Regions from separate parts of the Homo sapiens genome. Here region 1 is linked to region 2. A link is a loop called in an ENCODE intact Hi-C map of the cell type or tissue named here. Cell type or tissue: CD14-positive monocyte. All regions are shown on one strand.

Region 1 (5,000 bases), 66 kb before region 2:
TCTGGATATGAAAACCTCAGGTCAGGTGATCTATGCCTTGCTTATATTAATAACTTGGGCCTTGGAGAAAATTCTTTCTGATTAGAACATCTCCTGTTTCCCAAGCTGTGTTCCAAGGAAGCAAAACGGGTCAATGAATGAATGAATGAATGCTCTCCTTCTTGGAGGTTCCGGGTGCATATTAGCCTATTAAAGGTTTCAAGATGTCCTGCAATAAACCTGCTCTTGTTTCAGCTTTGATATTTCCCTAATTTATGCAAAATGAAGACGTTTATGGCAAAGGAATATATTTTTATATCACCCAGAGTATACTTTGGGGAAACTGTGTAGCAAGTTATCCTTTAAATGATGACACTGTTTATTTAAATATCTTCCTAGGGTCCAGAAGAATTACTATAGTTATCTTCAGAACCATATCTAAAGGCTTGATTTAATGTTGGAAGCATATAATTAATGGATGAGAAATGAACATATGTACTACTTTGATCCTATTCTGAGTTCTCTAGTGTGTATCTTTTTGCATAAACAGAAAATTTTATTTGGACTCTTTAAAATTTTTAACTATTAGGATATGAATCAGATAATCCATATAAACTTTTCATATAGAATTAGATTATTGACTGATATAAACACATTATTGAAGTATTGCTTCTTACCTAAGTCCGTTTTGGAGAACTATAATTTGTATTACTTGGCTGTGGCTTTTATAGTAATTTTAAAAATGTTAACTCACTGTCTTACCAGTGAGTTACAGAATTTTATGCTACCTTTACCTCACTCATTGAAACTCAGAAGATATTTGTGGTTTTGAGTTTAGTAATTGAAAGCTGTAGAATTTATATGCCCAGACATTTTGAGGACCAACAGTATCACATTGTAAAATTATTTTGGTACACTATGATATAGTATTTTATATGATAAAATGTTTCAACGTTGACAAAGTGGGTTTCATCATGTTGGAGCTTTTTGCATTTTCAAAAAGTGTAAAAATTACTTATTTTAGTTTTTTTCCAAGTAAGCTTAGGGTTTTTGAAATTTTGCATTTCTTAATCTGTAGATGTTTCCATTTTTCCTAATTGAAATTTTTAAATTTCTAAAATTTAGTTGTTTCGTCCCTTTTCCAACAATTTTTCCAAAAGCTTTTAGAATTTCATAATAATTTTGTTTTATCTTGTTTTTGCATTTTGTTTAGTTGCTATTTTGTTATCTTTTGCAAGGAAGGAGGAGGATTTGCTTCAGTTGTAAGTGTATACATTTTCCTCTTCCCCTTGGGCCCAAATGTTTTCTCCTTTTGTCCTGTAAAGTGTCTGCTGTGAGGTTTACCCCTGCTAGGTAAAAAAGGCATTTTTTTAAATCTCCATAACTTTTTGAAGGCATAAAAACTGCCATTTTGTAGCCCTGCTAAAGAATTTTGACATCTAATTGGTCTAAGTGAACTAAATGTCTACATTGGTTATTATAATTTGATAACCTGTAAAAAAAAATTTTTAATATGGCAGTCCAGCTTTTCAAACCAGAAATATTAACAGATGAATAAGAATCATCAAATAACTGGAATCAAGTATAAGTTAGACATAAAACAATGTAACTTTGCACAAGCAGTTCATCTCCATAGTACAATTAAACAATAAGTTCAAACAGTAACAAAACAATAAGAGGCCTGGCGGTGGCTCATGCCTGTAATCCCAGCACTTTGGGAGGCCGAGGCGGGTGGATCACAAGGTCAGGAAATCGAGACCGTCCTTGCTAACATGGTGAAACCCCGTCTGTATTAAAAATACAAAAAATTAGCCGGGTGTGGTGGTGGGCGTCTATAATCCCAGCTACTTGGGAGGCTGAGGCAGGAGAATGGCATGAACCTGGGAGGCGGAGCTTGCAGTGAGCCAAGATCATGCCACTGCACTCCATCCTGGGTGACAGAGCTAGATAGACTCCCTCTCAAAAAAAAAAAAAAAAAAAAAAAAAAGAATTAAAACAATAAGAACATACAGGCTGATCGAAACTTTCAGGTCTGTGAGCATTTGACAGTAGCATTTCCTCAGTAGAGGAAAGTTTATCCAGGTTGCATAGAAAGCTTTTCCCTTTTATTTAGTCTCATTACACACTAGATCTAGCTCTCATTTGTTTTGTTTTAATAGAAGTCTGTTTAGTACTTCTGAATCTATGTAGAACTGATCGCTTTCACCTACACTTTATCATTACAAAATTGGTTTTTCCTTTTTGTCTGTCTGTCTGTCTATCTATCTATCTATCTATCTATCTATCTATCTATCTATCTATCTATTTAAGACAGGGTCCTGCTATGTTGCCCAAGTTGGCCCTGTACGCCTGGGCTCAAGTGTTGTTCCTGCCTCAGCTTCTCCAATAGCTAGGATTATAGGCACACACCATGGCATCCAGCTTTTCTTCCTTATCTTTTAAACATAAAGATCAACCAGATTAACCAAATCTGTTACAGGCTTGCAATTTATGAAAATATTTGCTACTTCTCTTGCTATCAAGTAGTAATCTTATCTATAAGAACAATCCTGTTTATGAAAATATTAATAATTCATTTTAATTGTCACTGGAGCATATATACTTACGTGTTTATTTCTGATGACTAGTAAGCATGGAATTTCTCAATCTTTATGCAGTTTTTCCTCTTTTTGTAGAAAGAACTCAAGTCTCACACTAGTTTTGTTGATTACATTACTTTTTAAAAAGCCTTATTCATTTCCTGGGACTTGACACACTTCTAGAATGGGGAAGAAAACTGTAGGTCTGATTGTCCATTTCTACGTAGCTTTTCAGATACCTAGGGTAAACCGGTTTACATAGTTTATAGCCCTTGGTTCCTGTTTTCAGTGCTTGAATTCCAGTTTGGGTTGTAGATTCTTTATGGATTTTCTCTTCTGGCTGTAGATTGGCTTTGGAGCCAGGCTACCTACTAAAGAGAATAAGCATTATCTTCAGTTCCAAATTCATGTGCTGAGATCAGAAAATAACAGACAAGGCCAGGCACAGTGACTCATCCCTGTAATCCCAGCACTTTGGGAGGCCAAGGCAAGTGGATCACTTGAGGTCAGGAGACCAGCCTGGCCAACATGGTGAAACCCCATCTCTACTAAAAATACAAAAATTAGCTAGGTGTGGTGATGTGCACCTGTAGTCCCAGCTACTCGGGTGGCTGAGGCAGGAGAATCCCTTGAACCTGGGAGGCAGAGGTTTCAGTGAGCTGAGATCATGCCACTACACTCTAGCCTGGGCAACAGAGTGAGACTATGTCTCAAAAAAGAAAAAAGAAAATAACAGACAAGAATTATTTATAAATGTATAACTACTTAATTGTATGTTTGCACTCTCTGGCTTGCCAGGCAAATAGTATTTAGGATTTTGGTGAAAAGTAATAGAGTCCAAAAGCCAGAGTCTTAATATTTCAAATATCTGTTTTCTTTATGCTCTTTTCTATATTCTTTCTTTTACTTTATGTTATATATCCTTTATGCCTTCCCCCTCAAGTCTTTTCCTTATGTGAAAGTCCTGTAAACACCCAAATTGAATAATTATGAAAAGACAGTTGCAGGTAATGCAGTGTCTTGGGTACTGAGCACACCAGCAATGTGAGTATGAACTTTGTAGTGAGAAAGGACCAGTTAAAAATATAGAGAGTTCAAGCATGACTTGCAGAAGTACCATACTAGATCAAAGGGAATGGTAGAGGGCTTCTGTGGGAAGAGTACAAGTTGCTTTACATAAGGCGAAAGCCTGCTAATACAGGATGGTAAATACCTAAAGGAAAATCCTGAGAGAGTCATGATTGTCTCGATATCACTGACACCAGGCACAGTGCCTTGTACACAAGAAACCTCTAGTACATGGGATCGTGAGAGAATGAGTTAAAATTCCTATGTTAGTTAGTCCCTGCCTGTGGACTCAGAGTGTGATCTGAGTTGGTTTTTTCTCCCACCTGCTAGTATTATGAATATCATTTTATTTACCAAACTTCTCTTTTTCAGAATTTATTCTCCTCCATTTAGATTTGGGAAGTAGTTAGTTCAGCACAGTTTTGATCACCTGCCAAGGCCTAAGCATTCTACTAAATGGTACATGTGGAGGATGTCACAGTTTGGCCTGAAGAACTTTAAGCCTATTTGATGAGGAACCCATTCCCAGGAGGCAGTTAGAGAATAGTATAAAAGGACATCATCACAAGGCAGCAGGTCATGAGGACAGCCAGCACTCTATAAGTGTTGGGAGGAAGACAGTGGTATGCCCTTACATAATTAGAAAGGGCTTCTTCAGGAAGGCAGGGCAGGAATGATTCCATTGCCAGTTGGGTGTTAGTGTTTCAGCCGTGTCTGTGCTTTCTGAAACTTTTATGATCCTATTATTATTGTCTTTGATAGTTTGTCTGTGTTTACCAGAATGCTGGTTTCAATAATGTTAGACTTCAGAGTTGTTTCCTTAATATTAACAGCCTCATATTCTACCCCTTGAAGTGGTCATTAGGGCTAGTGATACCTGCCCTATTAAAGTGAAGTGAGGCTAAGAGACTTGCTTTGACTCATAAAATGTGAGTAGCTCACTTCCAGGAGGAAGCATTCAAAGTACCAGTGCCAGCTTTGGTGCAGATCTTATTTTCTCTGGCCCCCTAGACTAGCAGGGTTCAAGATAATGGCCATTTTGTCACCCTGTGTCCCAGAATGATTATGATGAGTGATTACCCTGATCATCCCTGCCAATCCAGGATGAACACATAGTATGAGAAGGATATAAACCTTTGTGGAAGTCCTAGTAAGAGAAATTAAGCAAGAGAAAGAAATAAAAGGCATCCAAATTAGAAAAGAGGAGGTCAAATTATATCCCTGTTTGCCAATAATATGCTCTTATATCTAGAAAAACTAAAGACTCCACCAAAAAACCTCCTAGATTTAATAAGTAAATTCAGTAAAGTTGCAGGATACAAAATCGGCATACAAAAATCAGTAATATTTATATATTACCAATAACGATCTAGC
Region 2 (5,000 bases):
GCAGATTGCTTGAGCCCAGGAGTTCGAGACCAGCCTGGCCAACATGGCGAAACCCCATTTCTACAAAAAGCACAAAAAATGAGCCAGACATGGTGGTTCCCGCCTGTAGTCCCAGCTACTTGCAAGGCTGAGGTGGAAGGATCACTTGAGCCCTGGAGGTGGAGGTTGCAGTGAGCCAAGATCGTGCCACTACACTCCAGCCTGAGTGACAGAGCCAGACCCTATCTCAAAAAGAAAGAAAGAAAAATCAAAAAACCTCACCAGTTTAAAAGTTCTGGGTTTATAATCTGTAGTTAATAATGCTTGAATATTCTTCCTCTAACCTGAAAGTTTATAAACTTTTTCTGTATTTGGTTTAATCTAAACAGTTCCCTGTATTGAACACTGATATACAAGGAATGAATAGAAGTCAAGAAAAACAGACCTGGTGGGAAAAAGCCTTGTACTCTCCTCTTTTTCCTGCATCAGAGTGTGAAGGTAAGGAGACCTTTGTTAGTTCATTTATTCATTGCAATTTGTAATTTGTTAAGAGCAATAATTTCTTTTTCTATGAATATCAGTCCAAGAAACATTTACCAAGAGGTTTCTGTGTGGGTAGCACTTTGTCATGCACTGGGGACACAGGGAGGAATGAGAACTGGGCCCTGCTCTGAAACAGCCACAATCTGATGGAGGGGAAAGGCATGGAAATATATCCAAGCGTTACTGACCATGGATGAGGTGTGTATAAGCCACCACTGAGTCACAGAGGAGGAAACAGCGGGCAGTCCCTGTGAAGAGAGTTGCCTGCACAGAGGCAGGAGGGTCGCCGCCAGGGGAAAGCACAGGGCTCCATGGCTCAGCTGAGTTGTAGCTGACGCGGGAGAGACAGACAGGGCAGGAGCCTGTCAGAAGGTTTGAGGGCTTGGCTAGGTTAGGTAGCGTCTGACATGCAGGAAGGGAATGCCGTTGACAGGATTTAAATTGGAGGTTGTCAAGGTCAGATGTTGTTTAGAACAATTCTAGTAACAGAGTGGAAATGGAATTGAAAAACTGAAGGCTATTGGCCAGGGTTTTAAGCCCTTGCAGTAGTTTGGGAGGCATACGCTAAAGGTCTGGACTGAGGCAATCAAAGCGGGGACAGAGAAAAGGAAACAGGACCGAGAGGTTTTGTAGAGGAGGAGTTTGTTGGATTACTTTCTATGAGGAGTAGTTATGGGAGTCTAGGTAGAGAGGGAGACAGGAGTGGGCGCTGATGCGGTGAGGAAGATTTTAGTTTAGGGTATTTTTTGAATGAGCAGTCTGTGAGGCCTTCCAGGTAGACACCCAGAAGTTGTTAAGAAACCCTGAATTGAAATTTTGGGAGAAGTAGGAACTAAGGATGCAACCAGAATTGATTAGCTCAAGAAGTTCAGCTTGTCCAGATTGTGGTCTCCTGGGCTTCTATTGGCTACCACATTTATTTAACACCAGTCTCCTGTCAGAGTCCCGAAGGGGTTATGCAAATCTCTTGCATTTAAATTTACGGGTTCACGTGTTTGTCACATCCCCTCAGCTAATTTGTAGTTAGTGTGGAGCCAAGTGACTTCTCTCTCACTAGCCACGATGCCCTGCACACGCCTGTGTTGTCCTCGGAAAGCCTCCCTGGCATCCCTCGGCAGCATGGGCTATAGCTGATGGGATGGAAGGCCAGCTTGGCCAGGTTGACTCTTTAGGAGTGGAGCGTTTGCTGTTCTCTGGTCTGTAGCCACAGACAGCTTCCCAGGACCCTGCCTTCCTCCTTCCCAGAGGTTCATCTGGGTCATAAGGAGAGCGTAGAGCTGAGTCTTCACTGTTAGCGTCTTCGTTGATTGAACAGCGTTTATTGAAGGCCCGTTGCTGCTGCCGCCCTACCATTAGCTCATATCTGGACAGCCTTGGTTGCGTGCAAGGTGCTCTCAAGCTTTTCTTTTACATAATTCCCACAAGAACCTTAGGAGATGCCCCCCGCTAGTTTTCAGATGAGGAAGCTGAGTCTCAAGTTTAGTACTGTAATTTGCCCGAAATCACACAGTTAACTATTAAGCATGGGCTAGAATGTAGGTTGTGATTCTTGTGGTCCAGAAGTTTTGCCCTCTACAGCAGCTGCCTGCACTTGGTACCAAGGTAGATGCCAGGGCAGTAGGAGTAGGACACACAGAGCTTCCCTTCATGTGTGTCCAGTCTGGTAAACTGGGCAAGTACAAGACACAGACACAGTTAATGGAATGAAGGTGGGATGTGGCCACAGCTGTGCCACAGAGGACCTCTCAGGAAGAGCTAGGAGGGAGAGGAGGATGCCACCTTGTGGAAAAGAACCAATTCCTTGCAGTGGCATAGGATGATTTTGAGACACAGAGTTCATGTTTCTTTAGTAAAGGGCAACCTTAGCACCCTTAGTCCAGTTTTCTGTCATTAGTTAGTAAAGAATCCAGTTTCACCTCTTAGCTCTAGGTTCCTGGTTATCTGTACAGTCTCTTAGTGGATACTGGTGTTTGTACATAATATTTTTGTTTTTACAGTGAAGTGGTATATAGAGAAACTCTCAGTGCATAAATACTGGTAATTATTTCTTTTGAATGACCTTTAGCTCACACTGTGAGTTAAGTCCCTGCATATTTGCCCTGTAGCATCATGAAGCATCCTTCTTTAGCTTATGTGGGTTGGGGCATTTAGTCTCAGAAGGATAGCCAAGAAAACAGGTAGTCACTTACCTACTCAGCAGAAGTGGCTGGGGACTCCTAATGCTTCTAATATTGGATATGATTCATCACAAGCAGTTGCTGCTCTGAGCCAGGGGCTGACCTGGGAGCTCACAGCATCTCTGGAAAGGAAGAGTAGCATTGTCCCCTTTACAGTAAGGCGAGGAAACAGGCTCAGAAAAGAGGCAGCTTGTTCAGGTAACCATATAAGAAAGCCCCAGCTTTGTGCAGTCTGCCCCCTGCTGGCCTTGCTGCGCATTCATATGTGCATCCCTTCAGCACTTGGGTTAGGCACTGTTCTAGACTTGGGAATGCATAGGCAAACAGATCGTGTCCCTGTCCTCCCCCTGCTCAGGTACCTTCTCAACAGGGACTTGAGGAAATAGGGCACAGACCATGTGACAGCTGGGGCTGCCTGCAGGGAGAGGTGCCAGGCAGCAGTGGCTTGTGCAGGGACAGGAATGCATTGGGTATGCCCCCAACATGACTGGCAAAGAAGGGATGGCATGGGAGTGTGGTGGGGATGAGGCCAGCCAGGCAGCTGGGAGCCAGACCACAGAGGGCCTTGTAGACTCTGTGCACCAGGAGTGCCGTCCCAAACAGCAGTCTCCACAGCTCACGCCCCTGGATTTTCAGTGCTTTCAAGACTCGAGTAATGTAAGCGTCTGGATGATTTTAGCATTAAAGACAGAGAGTCCTGCAGGGAAGCAGTACAGACAGGTGGTGAAAGGCCCAGGATTGAGAACTGTATTGGAATCCAGAGCTTCTTTCCCCAGCTATTAGGCTTTGGGTGCTGACTGAGCCTTTCTGTGCCTCTGTAGTCTGTATGTATAAAAGGAGGCTAGAAGAATGCCCTCATTGTAAGGTAAAGTGCCTAGAACAGTGGCTGGCATGTCATAGCCCGAAACAGGGTGGTGGTCAACTTGAGCATCATGAAGACTATCAGCAGCAGTTCAGCATCACCTTTTCCAAATACCCTGTGGCACAATAAAACCCTCTTGTATGTACAGAATTCCTAAAGCAGGAAGAGAAAATGAAGGAGTGGGGTGTGGAGATGGGCCTGCCTGCCTCTGAGCTATCCTTGTCAAGGAAACCATGTCCTATCCACTCCATGCCCCTCAGCCAGTATAAGTGGTGGCCATATGGAGTGGGCCATGGAGTGAGAAGTCAGCCAAGGAAAAGATGCCTCCTTAGGAGAGATGAAGCCAGGGTTCCTCCCAGCCTCAGCAGAGGACACATGGCATCCTCCCCAGCCGCCCTAGGGCAACCACGCCTCCAAGCCTATGGCTTTGATAAGCAGCGGTCATGGGTGCAATGTGTGTGCCCGGCACTGTGCTTGAGGCTTCACCTCTTTGAATTTGCACAGAAATGTAGGAGGGAAAATGGTGATGTTCTCATCTTAGAGATGAGGATACTAGGGCTCAAAGAGGTTAAATAATTTGTGCAAAGTTACATCACAAGTAAATAGCATGACCTGGAATTGACTGAAGTCTGTCTAATCCCAGAGCCTGGGGTATTCTCATGAACCTCAACTAGTAACTTGGAGTTCTTGGAGCCGTCAGAGAGAACAGCTGTGGAGAGTCTTCCATGTGGCCAGTGCAGCTGCAGGAAGCAGCCCAGCAGGGCCCAGATGGTCTTACCCTTGGCACAGCCTCGCTACTCTGTGCCAAGGTAGAAGGGCGCAGCAGTCACTTGCTCCAGCCTTGTCCTTTGGGGTGTTGTGCAAGGGGCAGGCATGTCATCTCGTCAAACTACCTTGTGGCAACTCTGTGGCAGGGGATGGGGGGTGTGATCTGGTTTTGAGGAAGTAGATGCTCAAGGGTGTTAAAGGACTTAATGCACCATGAATGTCAATGCCAGAGTCCAAAACCCTGGCCAAGTTCCTCCTTTTACTCTGCACTGTGCCTCTGCCCCAGCTATGTTTCTCATGGAGGTAAGGGGAGTAAGAGGCTGTTCTGGATGAAGACCAGCAGTTCTCAGTGCATTAGAATTGCCTGGGAGCAAATCTGCTTTTCAGAAAGTGCCCAGCCCCTGCCCAGGACAGTTCATTTGGAATCTCTGGCAGGAGTCTAAGCCTCTCTAAAGCCCCCAGATGATGAGAATATGCAGCCAGGGTTGAGAACTACTGGGCTCGTTGGATTTGTTTGATATCTTCTCATCCCAGTTTTTTTCCCATTTTGTGGGGCCATTTGCCTGATGGAATCGCTAGCACCATTTCTTTTTCCTATTCATAGATGTGATACATGGTTCAGTATGTTGTTGAGGAAGAACACACAAGGACGTGACCCTGTGTCGTTTCTC

The links. Peaks named below come from ENCODE experiments on the same cell type or tissue, not always from the same donor. Only the 100,000 strongest peaks of a DNase experiment are listed, where the experiment ranks them.
Region 1: it touches region 2 in a loop (2.8-fold over the local background); 4 of 110 quality-filtered maps call a loop at or near these places.

Annotation. Positions count from the first base shown.
Region 1 is chr4:6,804,798-6,809,797 of GRCh38, forward strand. The region is part of intron 2 of KIAA0232; the gene reads left to right. Among named protein-coding and RNA genes, the nearest start is that of KIAA0232, 25 kb to the left of the region's middle. In CD14-positive monocyte, no CTCF peak of the experiment used is centred here; DNase peaks (open chromatin) are centred at 2,714 and 2,994; H3K4me3 peaks cover 2,591 bases; H3K27ac peaks cover 4,983 bases.
Region 2 is chr4:6,871,206-6,876,205 of GRCh38, forward strand. It overlaps KIAA0232, which reads left to right. Exons shown (of 10, transcript NM_014743.3): 8 at 369-477. Among named protein-coding and RNA genes, the nearest start is that of TBC1D14, 36 kb to the right of the region's middle. RefSeq lists a silencer at 2,854-3,013. In CD14-positive monocyte, CTCF peaks have their summits at 2,981 (motif pointing left) and 3,180; DNase peaks (open chromatin) are centred at 2,946 and 4,476; H3K4me3 peaks cover 355 bases; H3K27ac peaks cover 3,003 bases.